Linked DNA regions of Homo sapiens: region 2 is linked to region 1. Evidence: chromatin contacts called from ENCODE Hi-C or POLR2A ChIA-PET data. All regions are on one chromosome and are shown on one strand. The core of a region is the stretch at or near the end of the contact, and the rest is flanking DNA. Distances in the headings are between cores, read along the strand shown. Region 1 holds the start of PRDM2 (PR/SET domain 2). Region 2 holds the start of SLC25A34 (solute carrier family 25 member 34).

The links. A loop is a pair of places that touch in the nucleus more often than their neighbours do. ChIA-PET counts read pairs that join two places held with the same protein, here RNA polymerase II (POLR2A).
Region 2: a loop to region 1 is called in a map of heart right ventricle, with 35 times the contacts of the local background. The contact joins the promoter of SLC25A34 here to the promoter of PRDM2 in region 1. A Hi-C loop is called at or near these places in 1 of 168 maps with a recorded cell type or tissue (heart right ventricle). POLR2A ChIA-PET finds 5 or more read pairs at or near these places in 1 of 52 experiments (GM10248).

The regions. Positions count from the first base shown.
Region 1 is chr1:13,697,955-13,701,607 of GRCh38, reverse strand. It overlaps PRDM2 (PR/SET domain 2), which reads right to left and starts at 1,420. Exons shown (of 10, transcript NM_001393986.1): 1 at 1,308-1,420. RefSeq lists a silencer at 898-1,667.
Region 2 is chr1:15,734,024-15,737,507 of GRCh38, reverse strand. SLC25A34 (solute carrier family 25 member 34) reads right to left here and starts at 1,250. Exons shown (of 5, transcript NM_207348.3): 1 at 645-1,250. The coding sequence starts at 1,022. It overlaps PLEKHM2 (pleckstrin homology and RUN domain containing M2), which reads right to left. Exons shown (of 20, transcript NM_015164.4): 20 at 2,739-3,484. RefSeq lists enhancers at 1,384-2,150, 2,151-2,916.

The sequences.
Region 1 (3,653 bases), core at 171-2,670:
ATAAGTGTTAGTCCGGAAGCCTCAAGAGTGATGGGGCAGTTTGGACCATCTCAAAAACACAGAACCCTACTAAAAAAGAACGTATGACAGTGTGTCTCAGTTCCTCCTCCTTAATATATGTAAATTTCCTATCATGTTTTTTTTTAAAAGGCCTACATTTTTCTAATACTTGGACACAACTGATCAAACCGAGGCGAAGTGTGTACCATTGTAAAAGAAATCATTGAAGAGTTCCATTTGTTGTTAAAAGTTTCGGTCACTTTTAATAAACCTGGAGTAAACAAAAACTTAAACATTTTAGTCGAGTTCTGGGGTAAAAATGATTCTTCTAGTGTCTGGTTAAAGGGATCTAAGGACCTACTGGGATTCAGCAAAAGACGTTCCACGTCTCAAATACACCCAAAATCTCAATACAACACTAAAAGAAAAGTGAGGGGCCAGCACGAAATTTCTGTTAGGGGAAATTTCAGCTGCGTAGTTAAGGAAATCAGGACTTCCCGGTTAACTATGGGGTCTTTGCCGCAGCTCACAGCCCGACACAAAGCTACAAGCCCGGAGGGTCGGTGGCTCACGCGTGGATCGAAAGAACCACGAAGGTTTGGGGAATGACACTGACCTGTTAGGTTTACTTCATGTCTCACTTACCACCATCAAAAGAGGTTCATTGATAGCTTTATTAGCAAAATTAGTAACAGAGTTGCACGTCTGTAACACACACACACGCGCGCGTGCGCACACACACACATACACCCGTGGGTCTATGGGAACATTGAGGGAGACAATCTCCAGGTTAAAACCACACAAAAACTATTTGGGAAACACAAAGACGCAAGACACAAAACAAATTTGGAGTGCAAATGTGCAAGACACACTCAGTGGGAACACAAAAGAGAAAAGCACAGCGGCTTGACAATTGGGACGGCGCCCGGCCCCACGTGGGGCCCCAGGTGGCCCCACCGCCGCCCGCACCCGGCCAGTCTCTGCAGCCCGCACGCGTCCCCCGCGGGGCGCGCGGCTCTTCACGGCGACAAACCGAATCCCGAACTTCGCCGCAGGGACCCCACGGCCGACAAGGAGGAGCCCGGCGCCGCCACCCACCCGCGGGGCCACCGACCCGGAGGCCCGCGCCTCGTCCCGGGGCCCCCGGCACGCCCGGGACCTCTGAGGGGGCGCGTCCGCCGACCCGGCCATCCCTGCGGCGCCGGGTCCCCAGCGTGTCGCCGCCGCCGTCGCCGCCGCGCTCCTCGGGGGGAGGGACCAGCGTCCCGGCGCGAGCCCAGAGGCCGCCCACCCGCGCCACTCCTTACCCGCGCCCGCCGCGCCAGCGCCTCAGAGCACCGAGGGCCGCCGCCGCCGCCGCTGTTTCGCCGGCCCCGGCGCCCGCGGCCGCGCCGCCGCCATCTTGACTCCAGTCGGAAGTGACGTCGGGCGGCGAGGCAGTGGCCTGCGGGGCTGGGGGGCTCCGGGACCCCCGGTCTCCCCACGATCCCAGAGCCCGGCCCTTGACCCTGCGCCGTCGCCCAATGGCCACCACCCAGCCGCCCCTCGTAGGTCACCGCGGATCCCATGGCGGCGCCTCGGGAAGGAACCCCGGCGGCTGGCGTCGCGGCAAGTCCGACCGCACCCTAGGGCTAGGATCCTGCGTGGTTCAAAGATTCTCAAAGAATCAAAAAGACTGAAGGAGGTGTTGGGGGGGCATGTCTATCGTTGGAGGTCATTAAATATCTGACAAGTACATAAACGTAGACCTTATACTTCTACGTTTGGATCTATACCAAAAAGATCCAACTCCAGGCAGACAGACGCAGCTGCTGGGTTTATTTGCTGCCCTAGTACCCAGGAGCAGTGACCAACGCTGCCCTGTGCCCGCGATGTTCCAGTGCAGCGCCTCTGAGAGCGCGGTAGTAGTCCTGCCCTTAAGGAGCTTGCTGTTCCCAAGCGGGCAAACAAATGGACTGCAGAGACGACGACTCATAGATGTTCTGATGAAGATGAACTGGGTGGAACTGGAGATGGCTCTTCGACATCCAAGGGTGGAGGCCTAGCACGTGGTTGAAAATGAGTTGAGTCGGGGAGAAGCACAGGCTGGAGATGAGCTGGAAAGTTGGGAGTTGTCGTTATAGATGGTGCCTGGAGCCTTCAGCACTTCAAGATAAAGTAATCCTCTGAGAATGAAGTCAGGAAGAATCCGAATGTGATGGCTACGTTGGCCATCTGCAGAAAGCACCCAGTGGAAAAACAGGATACTAAGGGCAGGTGTGCTTCCAAAAATTATGAACGATCATTTATGTAACAGGTTTAATCTTAAGAAAACGTGTTGGCCGGGCGCAGTGGCTCACGCCTGTAATCCCAGCACTTTGGGAGGCCAAGGCAGGTGGATCACGAGGTCAGGAGATCGAGACCATCCTGGCTAACACGGTGAAACCCCGTCTCTACTAAAACTACAAAAATTTAGCCGGCCGACGTGGCGGGTGCCTGTAGTCCCAGCTACTCCGGAGGCTGAGGCAGGAGAATGGCGTGAACCCAGGAGACGGAGCTTGCAGTGAGCCAAGATCGCCCCACTGCTCGCCAGCCTGGGCGACAGAGACAGACTCCATCTCAAAAAAGAAAGAAAACGTGTTGTATCAACATATATCATGTTATCTTATTGTAAAAGAATGAGGCTAGGCCGGGCGCGGTGGCTCAGCCTGTAATCCCAGCACATTGGGAGGCCGAGGCGGGTGGATCACGAGGTCAGGAGATCGAGACCATCCTGGCTAACACAGTGAAACCCCGTCTCTACTAAAAATACAAAAAATTAGCCAGGCGTGGTGGCGGGCGCCTGTAGTCCCAGCTACTCCGGAGGCTGAGGCAGGAGAATGGCGTGAACCCGGGAGGCGGAGCTGGCAGTGAGCCAAGATGCCCCACTGCTCTCCAGCCTGGGTGACAGAGCGAGACTCAGTATCAAAAAAAAAAAAAAAAAAAAGAATGAGGCTATAGCTGATGATCGAGTCGGTTATAGTAAACAAATGAAGATCACCTCATTAGAGTAAATTTTATTAAGGCCTTGAGAAGTGACAGGGCTTAAGAAAATAAGGAAATAAATCAAACCTCAAGGGTTTGCTTATTTCTTCCGCTATTCAAGGAAAAGAGACCCTAGATCTGGGAGATACCACGTGCCTGTCATCAAAGTAGTATTCTCTGTTGTGGAGCAAAGTCATCAGACTTCTGCACCCCTTACCTAGATTAATACCTTCCAACTGGATCCATGCATCGAAATTATCTGGGGTATCTATGAAGAAAATAGGGAGACCCCACTGTTCCATCCACCATCAAAACACTGACATAGAAATCACCATTTTAAGAGAAAAGCTATGGGCCACCTGGCATTCAATAGAATGCAAAAGGAAAATAAAGGATGTTAAATCAGAAGTGGCACGGTGAACCAGAATGGATACTAGATGGTTGGTTAACAGAGTAGCCAGTAGTTGTCTTTCCGGTTATTAATTCATTAATCCAAAGTGACTGGCTATATTAGTTTCCTGTGGCTGCTGTAACAAATTATCCCAACCCTGACAACAGAAGTTTATTCTGTCACAACTCTAGAGGCTAGAAGTCCAAAATCAGTATCACTAGGCCAAAATTAAGGTGGCAGCAGGGCCGGGCTCCCTCTG
Region 2 (3,484 bases), core at 1-2,500, 2.0 Mb before region 1:
AGCTCTGCCAACTGGGCTCAAGTGATTCTCCTGCCTCAGCCTCCCCGGTAGCTGGGATTACAGGCATGCATCACCACGCCCAGCTAATTTTTGTACTTTTTAGCAGAGACAGGGTTTCACCATGTTGACCATGCTGGTCTCAAACTCCTGACCTCAGGTGATCTGCCCGCCTCGGCCTCCCAAAGTGCTGGGATTACAGGCGTGAGCCACTGCACCCAGCCAAGGGTAGCTTTCTTCAAAACATTTTTTAATTTTTTATTTGTTTTGGGTGGCCCTGAGGCCCCCCTGCAGAGTGCACACGAGGCGGAGGCCCTCAAGGGTAGCTTTTATTCTTATCGTACATGAGGCCATGCGGGAAGAGAAGTAACCAAGCCAGGATTTGAGCCAGCACATCTGACACCCTCTGCCCCCTCCCCTGGCTCAGGACCAGTGGGGCAGGGACCGCAGGGGAGCATGGATCAGAGCAAGGCCCTGGGCCAAGGGGCAGATTCCAGGCTTGGGCTAGGATGTTCCAGGGAGCAGCCCCACCCCGGCTGCCCCACCCCACCCAGGTCCACTGAGCCCTGCCTTTGGAGGCTGCAGGGCCCCTGTGGGAGCTGGGTCATGGGATGGTGGAGGGTGGACGATGGAGACAAGCCACTCACCAGGTAAGCAGGGCTCCCCACGAAGGCTCCCAGTGCCCCCGCCACGGCTCCCGCAACCACGGTGCCACCTGGTTGCTGCGTGAGGCCAGCCTGGCACGCCAGGCTGTAGCAGTAGAAACGAACGCCATTCATGAGGCCTTGGTACAGAAGGCCGGCAGCCAGCCCCTTCTGCAGGCCCCACAGCCCGTCTGCTCGGGCCACAGCAGCGACAGAGGCTATGAAGCCATGGTAGGGCCGTGGGTAGGTGCCCCGGGCCTGCAGCTCCCCCTGCAGCTGCAGCCGCGTCTTCACCACCTCCAGGGGGTTGGTGAAGACACAGGCCAGGCAGCAGGCAGAAGCACCCAGCACCAGGTCCACTGCTGGGGGCACCGTCTCCATGGCCTCCGGGCCAGTGGCCTTCTGTGCCCGGGTCAGGGGCACGGCACAGGCCCTGTGGTGGTGGCGTTTAGGCTGTCTGTAACCTCGCAGGGCTACGGGGCTGGGGTTTGCAGGGGACCGAGGCCATGTCTAGAGGGTAAGGGTCCTGGTCTGACAGGCCTGTGGCTGCCTGGTGTCCCTGGTCTATCTCAGCAGTCCACCTGCTCTGCTCAGCTGTTCCAGCGGTCTGCCGGAGCCTGGGACGCGCCTCCGCCAGCTGCGACCAATCCCAGCTGCCTCTGTGCCCACACCTGCCAGCCGAGGGCGGGCCTGGACCCTGGGATCTGGGGGAAAGGTCACTTGGGACTGGAGGGAGAGCGTGGATAGGGAGAAGGTGCCAACCAGCCCAGGCACCTCCTCCTGGCCTCCCTCTGGCCCTGGGCAAAGGGCTGGCACCCCTGCCTTGCCTCTGGCTTAGCCTGTCCAGCTTTGGCAGAGCCCTAGGCAGGGGGCAAGTGACTGGGAGGTCCCTGGCATGGGGTACACGGCCAACTCCGCCCCTGCCCCACCCTGCCCCTGATATGCCCCTGGTGACTGACTTCCCCTTTCCAGGACTCAAGTCTTCAGTCTGGCTCCCACCGTCTATAGGCCCATGCTCAGCAGGGTCAGAAGTAGAGAAGGGCTCTGGAGCCCTGGGGAGCTGATTGGAATCCCAGGTGTGGCTCTCATGTGTGACCCCTGGGCAAGTCACTTCCTCTCAGAGCTTCAGTTTCTCTCATTTGTAAAATGGAGATACTGACATCCACTCCAGAAGGTTCTGTGGAGGACTGGCGATGAGAAGAGTGTGCCTAGGTCAGTGCTGCACCCGATAAAGGCACCCGCATCGCCTGCTCGCCCCCACCCCCACTGCCTCTGGCTCCTATGCCCCCCTCGCTGCTCCCAGGACTTCAGGGCACCTGGGTGAGTAGGACTTGAGGAGTGACCTTGGCTGGTAAGGACTTGCTGCCAGGCCTGCCCTGGGATGCCCTTTGTGCCCGCTGAGAAGAGAACGCCACCTGGGCCAGCTGTCAGGTGTGTCTGCTCAGGCTGGGGCCGGTACCAACATGCCCACCTTGGCCTCTGCCCCCAGACAGCTCTCTCCTGCCAGGCCACCCTCAGTCACCCAAGGCCCAGTCCAAACTAGAGGCAGAACCACCCAAGTTGGAGTCCCACACCCACCTCCCAGGGCCCACCCCTTCCCTCCCAGGCCCTTGAGGCAGCAATGCTGAGTGGCTTGAGGGCCTCAGGCTCCCGGCCTGGCAGGGTTGTCACCCTCTGGCCAGCCCTGGAGGGGACGGCGCAGCAAGAGGCAGCGAGGACAGCTTGGATTCTCCTGGGTTTGGGCACTCACCCCCGGGGCTGTGGAGGCAGGAGCGTCCTGCCCCGGGGTGGGCTGCAGATGGTGGGCGGCGGTGCAGACGTGCCCTGGGGCTTGAGCTGGTGGCTGCTCCTCCCCTGGCTGCTGCAGCAAACAGGAACAGGACGGAGGGCAAAGGTCGGGCCGAGAAACTCCCAGGGCCTGAGGGTCTGCAGACGGTGAGTCCGCCCGGCAGCGGTGGCTGATCTGGTTCTGCATGTCCCGTGTGTCCCTTGTGTCAGGCACAGGGCAGATGATGGAGGAAGGTTTGCAGAAAAGGGCCCAAGGGATTTGGAGAGCTCCCTTCCCCTACCCTGCTCAAAAAGGGCCAGTGACAAGCCTTGGCAATATAACATGTCTATTTTATTTTAAAAAACAAAACCCAAACCACCTGACCCCTTCCCCAGGAGGCTCTTGACGAAACTCTAGGGAAGGGCCTGGCTCCAGCCAAGCAGGGGACAGTCAGAAGATGTCAACATGGATGCCAGGCTGGTGGGCTCCGCCCTTCTCCAAGCCCCCCATCCACCCCCTTTGCTCCTCGGTGCTACAGGCACTGCCGGGTTGAGGGGACAGGCAGGGCAGGACTGTGGGCATGCAGAGCCTCCTGGCAGCCAGGGAGGGCTGCCCGCCCCCCTGCATCTGGCGAGGCAGGCAGCTGTGTGCGCAGTGATGGAGCTAGGAGGAGGAAACATGCGCAGACACCCCGTGTTCCCGCTTCCCCACGTGGCCAGGAGAGTGTTCAAACACGAACAAGGATGGCTGGGCACTCAGGGCCCCAGCCCCCAACCCAGGAGAGGAAGAGGGGGGTCCCGCCCTCCTGGTTCTTTTGTTCGTCCTTAGATGGATGGTGTTCTCGGTGCCACTCGGCAGAAATTCTGCAGACTGAGGCGGAGGCCCGGGAGGAGGGCGTGCATCCGCAGAGCCCACAGGGCTCGGACCCTCTGCCCCCAGCGACCTCCATTCGCTACCTGTCGGGCAGGATGCCCAGGGGTGCCGGGCACCTGATCTGGATCCCTGGAGTGGAGGGACCCTGTCTTAAGCCACACTCGGTGGTTCTGCCGCCCAGGGCAGGGGTGGACTGTAGGCT